2 separate regions of the Homo sapiens genome follow, and region 2 is linked to region 1. Evidence: chromatin loops called from intact Hi-C (ENCODE). Cell type or tissue: Calu3. All regions are shown on one strand. Each heading gives the region's core, and the rest is flanking DNA. Links, peaks and the distances in the headings are about the cores only. Region 1 overlaps NTRK2 (neurotrophic receptor tyrosine kinase 2). Region 2 overlaps NTRK2 (neurotrophic receptor tyrosine kinase 2).

Region 1 (7,271 bases), core at 766-5,765:
GTACATATAGCAGGCTCACCTCAAACATGTAATGTGAATAGTAAATACATTCATCAGATTTAGAATATAGATCCTCTGTCTTCCAACTATCATGGGTGATCAAAATAGCCAGACTGGTACAGCCTATTTCAGCAAATAGTTGGTTTTTACCTATGACGCAAGTTTTGGTTTTGAATTTACCATTCCTGTTGTTTAAGGGCCTGTGTGATGGAGGGTGGGAGGAGGAGTGAGGAACAATCCTTTAAAGGACTTCTGTGATATGATTTGCATTTTTAAATCACTGCTAACATCATCTGTTCAGAGGTCTCAGGGGAAGTACAATAAGAGGATAAAGAAGGTGCTTTCTCTAGTGAAATGCATGAACTTGAATTAAATAGAATTTATGACTCTCTGGTTTCTCTCTGTAGTTCCCAACCTCCTAGAGAAAATGAATTCTACTGTATAAATGGGTTCACCAAAAACACTTTATAAATGTTCAGTTCTCAAGGAAACTAAATTGCGAGAAGAAAAAAACACTCACTAAGGATATAAATAAACCCCCTAAGGACTTATTTTTCCCTATTGATCTAAATTAAAATGTTAATAACTCAGATGGATGGTTTTCTAGTATTTTGACTTGTACTGGCTATTAGACACTTTTGTCATCATATGTGGGCATGAATTAGTTGACCAACATTAATTTATTAAACATCTTCTGCCCTCACCCCCTCAGGAGATGTCACTAAAGGGAACAGAGTCCTTAGCTGGCACCTTGCATGTGTGTACCACTAAATAAGTATTTGTTGAGTGTGCAGCATGTGAATGAAGAGTTTTAAATAAGCACAGAGAAAATCGATGTCTGAATGGAGGTCCTCTGTCTCTCCTTTCTTCATACACGTACCCAAATGTACACAGGCACACTCATGTGTCCTCAAAGAGTGACTATCAAACTCTACCCCTGTAACATGCATAATCTAATTTCACTTCCACCACAGCACCATGAAGAAAGAGTACCATTCCCATTGTCCAGAAGATGGAAAGCCAGCAAAGAAAGGTGAGGACTGGAACTAGAGTTAACAATAACATACAGTTTCAAATAGCTGGGAGGAAGATATTGAACATTCCCACTATGAAGAAATGATAAATATTTGAGATGATGGATATGCTGATCTGATCACTATGCATTATTTGTATCACGCATCACTATGTATCTCATAAATATGCACAATTATTATTTCTCAATTTAAAAAATTTAAAGACAGGTGAGACTATTGGAGGTCATACAACTAGTAACCGGCAGTGCTAGGTTTTGAACTCAGACTCATCTGACTCCCCTCTGCCTTTCCCTCAGGCCATACAGCTTCTTTCAACCTTGCTGCCTTTGCCCACAACATTTTTGGGATTCATTTTCTAATCTTACCTTTACAGCCTGCTAATATTAGACTGAGTTATTTGAACTTGATCTAACCCAGTGGCAGTCCCACCTCCCATCACACCCCAGTCTTCCAACCTCCATCTCCTCATGCTGCCAAGTCTTCTTTCTATAGCATACACTTAATTAGGGTACTCCTCCATGCGAAGTCTTTGGGATAAATTCTGTCCATACTGTCAACTCCCTAGCCCCCTTCATGCCCTGCCCCCACAACCCAGCAGTCTCTTCTCCCAATTCTCTACCCCCGTTCTCTGCTCAAGCCAAACCAGACTCCTAGCAAATGTATGAATGCCACACATTTTCTTACACTTTCACATCTTGGGACATAAAATTTCTACCTGGAATCCATCCCTCTCTCTTCTCCATGCTCTTTCCCCAACTCTCACACTCTGCAAATCCCAAAGCCTCCTTCAATGCCCATCTCTGAGGACCATTTTCTAGGCACCTTTCAAACTCTATTTAAAGTATCCACTGACTTCACATTTTCCCTCCAAAGTGTCATTCCCTGGGAAATAGGACCATCTAACCCAATGCCTGATACAGACACATATCTGAAAGTGAATAAAATTAAGTTGAAATCCCTGACAGTAGATACTAACCCTTCAGGGATGAATCTGACTCAGGAAATGTCTGAGAATTATTCAGAGCCAAGTCAAGTAAAGAACGTGAGTGATCAAGCTGGGTAACCCTGTTTAGAGTCCAAAACCATTTCAACAAAATATACATTGCAATACAGACACAAAAATGTGATACAGATACAAAAATACATTGTGATAAAGAGCACTGTCAAGAAGGGAAAGTCAATCCCTAGACACACAAAATGTCCCTTCACAGGTCACCCTTCACAGTTCTTCTAAATAAACATCTGTGAGAGGCAATGTCATTAAGAGCATTTGTTGCATTATATTTTAGGGGTCTCTCATGCTGGGAGGTGGGACAGCGAGAGGACATTCACAGTAGGAGAACAGCCTATTTCTTATCAAAGAAACAAGTTCTGGAATATCTACTGGAAGCTTCAGTAGTTTCTCTTGATCTCTCATATGTGAGAAGTATTGTATATTACACTTCTTACATTTGGGGAAGTCAAGCCCCATTTCCCACCCACTTCAGGACATAAGCCACGGATAACATAAGATTAAGCATCGTGACTTGATGAAAGGTACTGGTTTAAGAAGAATTTCTAAAGAACTGAGTTCCCACCCAGCCATTAACATATCTCTAAGTCCTTTCAAGTTAATAGACAACTTCAGCCTGAACCGTTATACTCCAGAGTGCAATCTCTCACAAATGCTGAGGTAAAGAAACGTCACTGCCTCGGAAAATGTGGCACTTGGTGATATGACAAGTACAATGGTATTTATCAGCCATATCCACGGCTTAATGGACATGAGCCATATCTGAAAAGGGAAAGGGTGATTCAGCCCATTAAGTATGCAGAACATCAGCTTTCAATACAAGATGGCTCTTGATTATTTGTTTTTTTCATTTCCAAAGGCTCCATCCAAGTGGGAAAATTGCAGAGGCAGAAAAAATACCACAGCTTTTCTGCTAGAGCGACAGCCACAGCAAAGCTAGGTATGACGGGGCAGAGGGGAGAGCCGCAGAACGTGCCAGCAACCTCTGCTTCTTCACAGTTCCGTTTCCTATAGAGGGGATACAGCCTCATACTTCACTTTTGCTTTTCCCTTTTCCTGCTTCCTTTTAAATGGTTTTCCAAAGTTTTCTGAGAATTAGATTTCAAGTATGTTCAGATTAGAAATTTCCAAAATAAAGCTTTCTATAAAAACATGAGTCCTGGCAAGCTCACATGCCTGGCTTGGTAAGCATTCCCTATGGAACCAGAGATGGATTGTCTGGCAGTTAACGAGACAAACAACATAAAGTTGTCATTGGTGAAGCTTAAATCCCAAAACCTGCTCCTCTCACCCACTGACGTGTTTGTTTGTGGGTGTGTGTGTTTGTGTGTGTGTGTGTGTGTGTGTGTGTGTGTTTTCTTGGAGGCCATCTTATAATCCTTTAAGCAATTCTCTCTTATACAACTATTTAGTTTTAGAACACCCTCCAAGGTATTATTGAAAATTCCTCCATTAAAAAATCGTTACGAAGAGCCTTGATATAAATGACTTTACTAGCTAAGAGATTCCCAAGCTGAAAAGAAAGACGCTAGAGAAATTGCCATAATAAGGGTTTAGTTAGTTCCTTGTTGAATGTTTTGACCCTCCCAATTTGATGTTATCTTCTATTTACTGCATTTAAATGAAGTATAGACTTAAAAAACTAAAGACACTCTCTAAGCTATGTCAATTATATGCCTACATTGTTCCATCATTACACTTGATATGCTTGTTCTTGTTGTCTGTGGGCCCCCCAAATCAGTGCAAATATTTGCCACTGTTTCCACCAGGGGGCATTCATCTCATTGAAAATAGGTATTGTTTTTAACCGGCAAAGTTAAGAATGTTATACTGAAATGACTAAAATACATTATTTATTAATCTCAAAATTCACATTTTCAACGGGAAGCAAAAAAGGCTAGGTCTTTAATGGGTAATTCTTGAATTAGATGTTTGTATATATGAAAAGTTATTATATGAGTAAGAAAAAAGTATACTTATGATCTGAAAAGTATGATATACCAGAGAATGTTATGAACTCTTAAGAAGCGTCAACAAAACATATACATAAAAACACTCAGCTGTAAGTAGAAATTAATTTTAGAGGTGGTGTTCAGTTGTATGTTCTCCTAAGACATCCTAAAAGTACTAAGACTCCTACAGAGGCAGGAATTGCCCTTTTTCAAAATGCCAGTTTCTCAAAACTCCTATCACCTTTCTTCTGACTGAACCACACAGTTACTTTGTACACATAAGGTTTGGACACCGGAACATACAAACAAGGCTGGCCTTCTCTGCAAAAGTTATGAAGAGAGGAAGAAAAGACAATGGAACATACAAAGACTGCACATTTACCCTTTTGCACCCTGAACCCTGACAGTCTTTTGTATAAAAAAAATTAGTGTGATGTTATAACAAAAAAAAGACTCAAATATAGAATTCCTGACAGAATATTTATCAGAACCATACCTTTTTTCTTTTACTTCCCAAGAAAATATCACAAAGTCTGCCATACCCCTGAAATTATCACTGACCCATCCAAGCCAGAAAACTTCATAGCTCATAGCTTTCTTTTAGAGAGGAAAAAACATCCACCTATGTTTCCATGTATAACCATCTAATATACTAGCTCTTAACTGAGACCTAATCAAGTAGGAACTATGGACCAGTGAGGTCTAGCACCATTCGCTACCCCTGATGGTAGCTTTGAAGGTGTCTCTTTCTCTTTTTACACAGTACCCATGTTAGTATATGAAATGGAAGTGTACACAGAGGGAATCACAGACTCTTAAGGTAAAGTTGCGCAGAGCTGGACCTTGGTATTCCCCTAAGTTTGAACTTCTGCTCCCATCTCACTGCTTGTGCATCTGCCTACGTTGATTTAGGGACTGGCCTGACTAAAACAGAGAAGCTGAACCGGGCAAGATCCCCATCTCCACAACCTATTACAAAATATGTGGAAGTCCGGGAGGTGGATGGTTATTTCATTAGATATTTTGCTTATGTGTTCCATTAAGGCAGGGGTCAGCAAACCTTTTCTGTGAAGGGCCAGAGAGTAAACATTTTAGGTTTTCTGAGACATAAGGTCTCTGTCACAGCTACTCAACTCTGCTGCTGTACCATGAAAGCAGCCATAGATAATCCATAAATGAATGAATGGGGCTGTATTCCAATAAAACTTTATTTACAAAAACAAACAACTGGTCAGATTGAGCCTGGGGTTCATAGTATGACAACTGTTTTAAGGGGATAGCTCAGGTTTTTTTTCTTCCCTTGTACTGGTGGAACTCTAACACGTAGCTCAGACCAAATGTTCCCTAATGGCAAGAGTGTTAATAATCAAAACCAGATTTTTAAGGAAAAAAAAAACCGCAGAGTCCCATTATAATGCCTTATTTTCTAATCATAAAGGCTAGCTGCCAGAAATGCTAACCTGACCCACTAGTGGTGTGGGTTGTTAATGCTGGACGTGTTGGTGGTCCAGAGTATCTTGGTTCCCTTTTAGCATTTCTACCATTTGTTTACTCTTATCAGAAGTAAACAGGAATACAGAAGGAGGCTTCTCCAGAGAGAAAGTCCAGCATGGAATTAAGATTTCAGATCTGACACGTTGAGAAAAGTTCTTCAAACTTGCTCACTCTTTTCTGATCTAATTAAATGCCTCACCTTCTTGATCTTGAACAGTTGAGGAGAAACAATATCATCAGCACACAGCTAAGCCTTTAAACAACCCACAACTACTGTGATGTTCTTGTGTCAGTGTCAAAAAAACAAAAAAAGGTGCAGCAACCCTACGGCATGACATAGCACACCCTCCTCAGAGAATTCTGCCCCTTTTGCAGAACAAGAAAACTCTTTTGAAGCTAATTTGTCTCAGTGTGTCTAGACAAAAATTTGGGACAGACAATACAAAGCCCTCTTTTAAGATTCACTTCTATTTTTGCCTTCACCACAAAAGAAAAGATGAGGGGGTTGGAAACTGATCTCTGCAACATGGCATATGAGTTCTTTGCAATTTGGCCTTAGCCTCAACAGCAAATCTATGTGTTCCATCTCTTTGCTTGTTAATGCATTTGCTTTATGCAGGAGAACAAGCCCCCTTGGACGTGGGTGTGTTTTATAAAAAGAAAAGAAAAAAAAAGTCAAGTGGTAATGGAAGCTCTAAATCAATGTCACCAGGCTTCCAATGGCATTCATGTAGAGCCTTCAGAATGAGCACCTATGTTTGGTGGATTTTTATTATTATTATTGCTTGTTGTTTATTTTTACTCTTGTCCATGTGCCCAGAGACCTTGGCAAGATAAGCATTTTATAAATCTGATAAATAAGTAATTGAAGCCTTCTAATCAATATTACCCAAGGGAGAGGGAAGGAGGCACTCAAATCTGCATTAAAGTCGAGGTCCTCCCTTCTGTTAAATGCTGGGAGAAGAAAAGACCAGCCTGTTAAGGCTATGAAAAGGGCATCTCACTGGGGTGGGCTAAGTGCAGCAAGTTTGCTCTCTCCACATATCCCTCAACATTGAGGAGGGAGAGGACACAGCAGAGAAGAAATCAGTCCACTGTATCAAACTCCACATGACAGGCACGGACACACCAGAAGATAGGGACATTGCACGGTGTCCGTGAAGGCACAGTCCACCAGCGGGAACTGCACAGTTCAGGCAGGAGGGAGGCTTACTCATCATGAGCTTCACTGAAGCTGCAGTGTGTGGGCCACTGTTATATTCTCTGGGAAAATGTTGCTGTCAACACAGCAATAGAGCCCTCCAGAGAGGGACTTTACAGAATCGACAGCCAAACTGAGCCCAGAGGGAATTCCAGGGTAAGTCTCTTGAAGAGGCACAAAGCCTCATTAGTGCAGAGAAGATTTACCATGATCTCAGTCCAACCAACGATGCAGGCACCTTGTGTCCAAAGTTGTAATTCACTACGGTTCTACATATAACCCAAGTATAAGGAATCATCACTGGTTGGTTAAGTCTGAATAACCTCCTGCTTCTCTAAAAATATCAGTGACAATCAGACTGCACCTACAGGCCCTTCCATAGGAGAGAAATAAGCTGAGCTGGTGGCCAATTTATTTAAAGGAAGCAAATCAGCTAGTTAAACCCACAATTTAAGGAAGGCTTTGTTTTTGTTTTTGTTTATTTAGACAGGGTCTTAATCTGTCACCCAGGATGGAGTACAGTGGTATGATCTCGGCTCTCTGCAACCTCTGCCTCCCAGGCTCAAGCGATTCTCTCA
Region 2 (7,271 bases), core at 1,438-6,437, 71 kb after region 1:
AAAGTTTTTCTAAGGTTTAGAAGGGCCGTTTGAAGAAATGAACCACCACTTGTTTTACAGCATGAATAAATTTACAGTAATTCACAGCAGGAGGGGACTGTTAGAAAAATATTGTGAGGCATTTTGACTGCACTATTAATGAGAATGATGCAGTTAAGCTTCCCAGCCCCATCTATCATGCTCGATTAATCTCTAAGGATATAAAGAAAAAAGAAGAAATGAGACTCTCTCAAAAATGCCATCAAGATAAAAATTTCAAAAATAATGAAAAAATACTAAACTATAGAATAATTTGGCTAAAATAATGTATGTAAGTTATTTTTAATTAACTGAAACGTTCACACCATTATATTAAAAACCTGGTCCAATATGAACATTAATATGATATGGTTCATGCATTTGTTAATTCAGCAAACCTTCATCAAATGCCTGTTATGATCAAGGAGTACAGCAGGCACCATGGAATATGCATATTTGCATATAAAATGTAGAGAACTTGTTCTCCATATAATATCTCTATGATGAAATACTAACAAGGGAAACTTTTAAAGAAAACTCATCTTACAAACAAATAAAATCTCAGCAGCTCTTCTTTTTCATTGAAATAAAAATAGTACCAATTGCAAACTAAATACAATGGCCACAGTAGTTGGCAAATTGTTGGTTTACAAAGATGACACACACAAGACCATGGTCTTCACTGATTCAGAGTTAGCTAAAAAGTTTTACCCCCAAAAAAAGTGTGGAAATAAGATGAACTTCAAATCTGTGACTTAAACACAACAGATGTGTTTTTAAAGTATATGTAAAAGAAAAAGCCAGCTGACCATAAATTCATTTTTTTCAAACAAGACTTGAAGACTTATCTAACTTGAAGATATTGGCGTATTATTATCTGGTTTCTTCAACACAGAATTCCAGAGAATTTAAATCCAACATTCTAGTGTCATTTTCTGTCTAGATTATAACTTCTCCTGAAAGAACCAAAGTTGGGAAACCATCAAAAGAAAATTAATACATGACTAAGCCCCAAAGTGAAGGCTCCCTTTCTTATCCCAGATATCCAGAAGTGATACTCAATATTTTTCTTAAAACCCAGAACAAAGTTGGAAAGTGAGAAGGCACATCGCTGATGGAGAAGAAACTATAAAGAACTCCTAAGCGAGAGAAAGCAGAAGAGGATTAATGAAAAGCAGTACAGCCCCAAGTGGACACATAACCATGTGCTTCACAAAATAGTGAGGCTTTCAAAGGACCGAAAAGTAGAGGCAGGATTGCAGGACTCCCTGCTGATGTAGCAAACCCCGTATGGAGAAGGGCATTTCAGTCACAAAAAAAATGACTCACGAGAGATTGTGGAAATTGATCATCAGTGGTTGAAAGGAAAAAAAATCAGCAGCTGGAGAAACAGCTGAAAAGCTAAGTAATGAGCAAACCAATTCTCCCATAATGCGGTACACAAGGACAAGCAGATGGAAACTACTAAGGAAAAGGTGGCCAGCATGGGTGGAGCCAAAAGTGTAAATATCTATCCAATGTCGATTCCTGAATGAAAGAATAAATGGAAAGAATACATAGAGCAAATCAATAAGAAAAATTTTCCAGAACTGAAGACATGAACCCACACATTGAAAAGGTATCCCTCACAATAAGCAGAATTAAAAAAAAAAAAACCCACATCTAGTTACGTTGTGGTGAAATTTAAGAATAACATGGATAAGGAGTAAATTCTCAAAACCTCTAGAGGGGAAAAAATATAAAAAGCACAGTTTACCTAGAAAGAGCAAGCAACAGACTGACCTCAGACTTCTCATCAGCAACACTCAATACAAAAAGAATATGGTGCAATATCTTCAAAGTTCTCAGTTTTTGAGCCTATAATTTTTTACTCAGCAAATTCCACTGAGAAGAAAAAATACAGGCCAATTTCCCACCACCCAAGAACTTGATTTTATTTTTTTAATTTCTATGAAAGAAGTATTAGAAGATATACTCCAGCAAAAAGAACAATCACACCAAAAGAACACAGTAAGACACAAAAGTCTATGATATACAAAGAAATATGACATCTTCAAAAAAGCCAGGTAACAATACAAAAATAAAATCCCAGATGATAACAAACTGAGAGCTGGGAGGAGAAGTAAAGGGAAGCAAAAATATTTTTTCTGCCTTATTGGTGGTTATCTCTATGCAGAAAATACATATTTAAATTTGTGCAGAAAATATTTCAGTATTATAGACTTTTTTAAAAAGAGAATATTTATCACTTTCAAACAATTAAGAAAAAACAAAGAACAATGAAAGTAAAGAAACAGAAAAACCCTACAGAAAAATAGACAAAGGATATAAACAGGAAATTTACTGAAGCATAAACACAGTCCAATAAACATATAAGATACTCAATAGTAATCAGGAAAATGCAAACTCAAAAGCCATGACAGCAGTTTTTAGAAAGACAAACACTAACAAGTTTGCTAATATCAAGGTATACCTTGTTAGGGTGGGCATAAATAGATACAGCCATTTTTTCATGTGCAAACCACATAAACCAACAATTCTGCTTCTTTCTGTGTATTCTAGAAAAAACTTTGCACTTGTACATATGTGTAAAAAGCATGAATAAGGATGCTTGCTGAAACATTTTTGCAGTATTGAAAAAATGGAAAATAAGCAAAATGCTCGTCAATATGGAACACTTAATTAATTAAGACACATTGTATCATGAATTTCACGTAATGGTTAAAAAGAATATGACAGATCTATGACTACTGACCTGAAATGGTTAGGAGAAATGGTTAGGCAAGAAAAAGACAAACATCATATGTGTAATGTAGGAAATTACTTTTGCAACAAGACATATCAATATAATACATGCAATTATAAAAAGTAAAACACTTGAAAGAGAATAAAAATTAAAAGGGAAAGAACAAAACAGTTAAGAACACAAAAACGATAGGAAAAATAAGTCTGTCGATTCACTTGCCACACTCTTCTATAATGTTGCTTTTTGAAAAGCATCCTTGACATTGAAATGAATTGTGAATGTTACCGTGAATGTAACCATTCAGTCCTAATCGATCAATTGAGCCCATGCCCTCATTACAGTAGATTCAAAACCTCACTCTTAGACACACAATTCATTGACTAATTTGTAGAAAACAGAAATAAAAAATGACTGAAAATTGACAAACTGTTTAGGAAAAATGAGGACCAGTTCACTCCCTACACGTCCCCTATCCCAATCACAATGGCCGAGCAATAACACGTAAGGCGGGGTGCATTCCCGGAATGCTGCCAAGACAACACAACCAAAAATTACAATGGAAAAAAATGAAATTGGTTTCAGGCAAGGACAAAGCAGACGTCTGTTAAGAGGCAGTTTGTGAAATCAGAGCAAGAGTCAGATGCTTTCTCTCTTTTCCTCTCAGTGGTTGCTGAACCAATGTGGCCACAACTGCCATGGGGATTTGGGAGCTGGCCAAAAGGCCAGGTGACTCAACATTGAATTTCTTGTCCCTCTAGGCAATTTCTCTCAGCAGTACAAATTTGCACCAGAACAGAGAACAGTTACCCTCTTATCAATCAGGAAAAGACACATATTAAAAGTTTTTTTATTTTTTAAGTGTTAGCTAGCAAAGAAAACTGACAGAGGTTGGCAAGAGAATAAAGCCTTATTCCCCCATTATGAAACCAAAGGACTCTATTTGTGACAGAAAAATCTGTGGGAAGGGTCAGGGCCGTCTTCTAAGGTCATTCAGGGTAAGAAACAGACTCATATCTTTATTTTTATCGCATTCCTACAAAGCGTGTGCAGCAGCTCCATTTTTCTTAAATAAAAAATAGACCTCAAATAATAGCGTCTTCCGAAAACAAAGAATCGGTTGTTTGTGATTAATACACAGATTCCTTGTGCACAAGAACCAGGTGCTACATGGCTTTCTGCTGTGTCACCAGCCACTAGGCCAGAAGATCAAACATAATTGTTTGTGAACTTGTTAACTGGTTGACTAACCGATTCAAATGTCAATGGGGTAGTAACATGCATGTGTGGGTATTGTAGAGGTACATCACTGAAGACTAGTAAAATCCTAAGCAGAACACTTTGCTATTCCTTCCTTATAACTCACTAGCACTCACATGAGCTCTGATTTTGCCATTCGGTGCCCTTTTAAATGTTGGAGATGAAAACGCTGGGAAGAGGAATAGGGGATGACGGTAAAGTAGGAGATCTTAAATCCAGACATGGGGAGAAGCACGTGGCATGGCAGACTTGGGGCACCCCATCAAGAGACACAGACCTCTGGCAGTAAGACAAGTTTAAGGGAATGTGCTGGATTGAATTGGATTTGCTTGTGCTGCCAGGACACTTTCATCACCCTGAGATCCTTGGCCTGGGTGCCATCCAAGGGTATATGTGGCCAGAGAAGTGCCACACTTTTAGCAGATAGTTTTTGCACAGATGGATGGGTGGATAAATGGATGGATGGATAGATGGAAAAACAAATATGAACAAATAAGCAAATGAACAAACAAACAAAAAGAATAAGCAGTGTACTTTTTCTCTATGCACTTTACAGCCATCCACTCTGAATTAATATTCTACTTGCAAAGATTACTCCACACTGCACATAAATGTTGTCTGAGTCACTGGAGACATCAACAGAATACTATATACAATCCAGGTAGTGGTAATTTTCCCAGACTACCGCACCAAGGCAATGAGAATAATTAATAGCAACTAGAACACATTGATTTAAAAATAAATTACCACAATTGGGTATCTGCAGGTTTGCCAGGGGAATATTCTTGCTGCTTTCATTCAGGCAGTACAAATCCTGAGTGTCTGGACTGGATTTAGCCTCTTGGAGAGTCTTGATCCACATAATGTCACAGGAGCATGTAAATGGATTGCCCACCAGGATCCTACAGGGAACAAAAATGACAACAGATCAAGTTCCTTTTTCCATTTTAGCTACATTAGTGCTTGTAAAATACTACAACATTATGAATTCTTTCTAGCCAGCAATGCTTGGAAGTCATACCACTTTCATAGCATGACAGTACTTATTATTCCTTCATTTATCTGATACTTACGGAGCATCTCCTATATGCAGACAGCACTGGAGAATGATAGAAGACCTTACAGAATAACAGGGGAAACAAGATAGAGACAGAAATAGCCAAAATATAGGATAGAAAAGAACATCTCATAACATGGGGAAAATAAGGTGCCATGACAAATTTATCATGGTTATTATAGAGTTATTAAAAGGATGCCAACAAGAAGTTTTCAGGAATGCTAACATACTTATTTCTGACCAGGCTAAAGGCTCAAGTGTTACCACTTTCTAAGCTCAAACTTCAGCAGGGGGCAGAACAATTTCATCTCAATTTAAAATGAGACTGTAAGTACAAAGCTAAGACTAAATTGTGAATGCCAGAAGGCTGGCACCCCTAGCTTTCTGCATTATACAATCACAGTCAGTTTCATTGATTCAAGATAGCTGGAGTAAAGGTGAGAGAGAGAACCTGAAAGGAAGCTGTAGACCTCCTTCACACACACACACACACACACACACACACACACACACACACACAGAGCAAGCTATTCTGAGGGCAAGGCAACTGAGCTGCAGATTGAGCTGCGTTAGACCACTGTGGGTGGAAAGCCACCGCCATTCAGACCTCAGCCATGCTGCCTGGACTCCTGTGGCCTGCAATGGGTAAAAGAGGAAGTAGTCAAGAGGAAAATAAAAACCACAAGGAAAAAAAAATCTTTAAATGCTTATTTGTAATACTCAGTGGCCTATTTAAGATGAATTCCATTTATGGTAATGAGCCTTTAAATGAGGCCATTTAAAATCGTTACATAGACTCTGCCTGGCATTAACCACAATACTTAAGATTTCCGTGAAGACAGGACCTGGGCTTTGCAACATCATTTACTCCTGTGGTTTTCTGGTTGGGTTCTAAGAATCTCAGGGATCCCTGGAGACTTTTCCAGGAGTTTCTTAGGGGAAAATGTGGTCATGGTAGACTCATTTAATTTGTGTCTGCTTGATCGCCTCCAAGTATCCCTCCAACACCAAAATGGGATTTGATGTTATGAGATATGGAATAGAATGCAGAAAAGACCCACCACCAGTTTAAACCCCACTAATCCAAAATGCTTCCTGGAGCTCTGAGTACATGCAAAACTAAAGAGTCTTTCTAAAAGAAGATATCATTAACTCAGCAGAAGGGATAAAGAAGGAAAGGAATGCTTCAATTATGAATACAGCAATGTTCATATGACAACACAACACTGGTGCACAGCTGGCTTCTTTCTCCAGCTTACTATGCAAGCTCGATGATTATGACAGCACATTACACTTTTATCTTTAGGTTTCTACTTCTCCCACTGGATAACAGAATCCAGGAACATAGAAACTTTTCTCCCTTTATCCCCATGGCCCTGTGCCATATCATTTTGATTTGTAATAGGTACACAATTAACATTTGTTGAATTAATTGATTAAATATGCTTCAAGAAGAATATTGAGACATAAATTTGAAATTGAAACTCTAATTTTTAATCCAGCAAGAAAATTTTACACAATGTTGCCCAAAATTTTTACACCAAGTACTTTACCCTATCTCATGTATCTTCCTTTAGTTTGTCATGCCTATTCCTGTGTTAGAAGCATTAGTGCTTCAACGTCCTGAATTCACTTTATTCCAAATAATTCTCAATTGCCAAGACTTTCACCATATAACACCCATTACACCTATTAACTTGTTGTCTCTCCAGCAGTGACATCTTCCAATCTGCACAATTTCCTTGTGAATAAGGATGGATCTTCATAAAAAGACTCCACAATTCAGGCAAGATAGAGTTTAAGCAAATGCCATTGCCTAATCTTCAAAGGCCTCTTCCTGGGCCCACATCTGCCCCACAAAGCCTCTGCATTAGGATGCTTTGAGGTGCCTTACCATAAGAATAGCAACAGTTCATATTTGTTTAATGGGGACAATGCAAGGAATGGAGCTCACTTGGAAATCCTGGCTGTTAGTCATCAACACCTTTCAATACGTTTTCTATCATTTTACAACAGAAGAAAATGGGACTTAAAAATAAATATTGAATGCAATAACAGATCTGGAAGAAAATCTCACAAAGATGGGTGGGGAGAGAGAACAACTACCTCTCCTCCAATGTCCCCTATCCTTAAGATGGACAAAAGTGAGCAGAGTTTTGCCCATTTTTATTTCCTCCTTGAATGGGTTTGCTT

What was found. Hi-C counts contacts between places; a loop is a spot of excess contacts. Peaks named below come from ENCODE experiments on the same cell type or tissue, not always from the same donor. Only the 100,000 strongest peaks of a DNase experiment are listed, where the experiment ranks them.
Region 2: it touches region 1 in a loop (3-fold over the local background); 2 of 110 quality-filtered maps call a loop at or near these places.

What each region holds. Positions count from the first base shown.
Region 1 is chr9:84,778,168-84,785,438 of GRCh38, reverse strand. The region is part of intron 12 of NTRK2 (neurotrophic receptor tyrosine kinase 2); the gene reads right to left. Among named protein-coding and RNA genes, the nearest start is that of NTRK2, 110 kb to the right of the region's middle. In Calu3, for the core only: no CTCF peak of the experiment used is centred there; a DNase peak (open chromatin) is centred at 3,798.
Region 2 is chr9:84,708,289-84,715,559 of GRCh38, reverse strand. It overlaps NTRK2 (neurotrophic receptor tyrosine kinase 2), which reads right to left. Exons shown (of 19, transcript NM_006180.6): 6 at 4,769-4,923. Among named protein-coding and RNA genes, the nearest start is that of NTRK2, 42 kb to the right of the region's middle. RefSeq lists enhancers at 5,788-5,847, 6,461-7,271. In Calu3, for the core only: no CTCF peak of the experiment used is centred there; DNase peaks (open chromatin) are centred at 3,459, 3,959 and 5,639.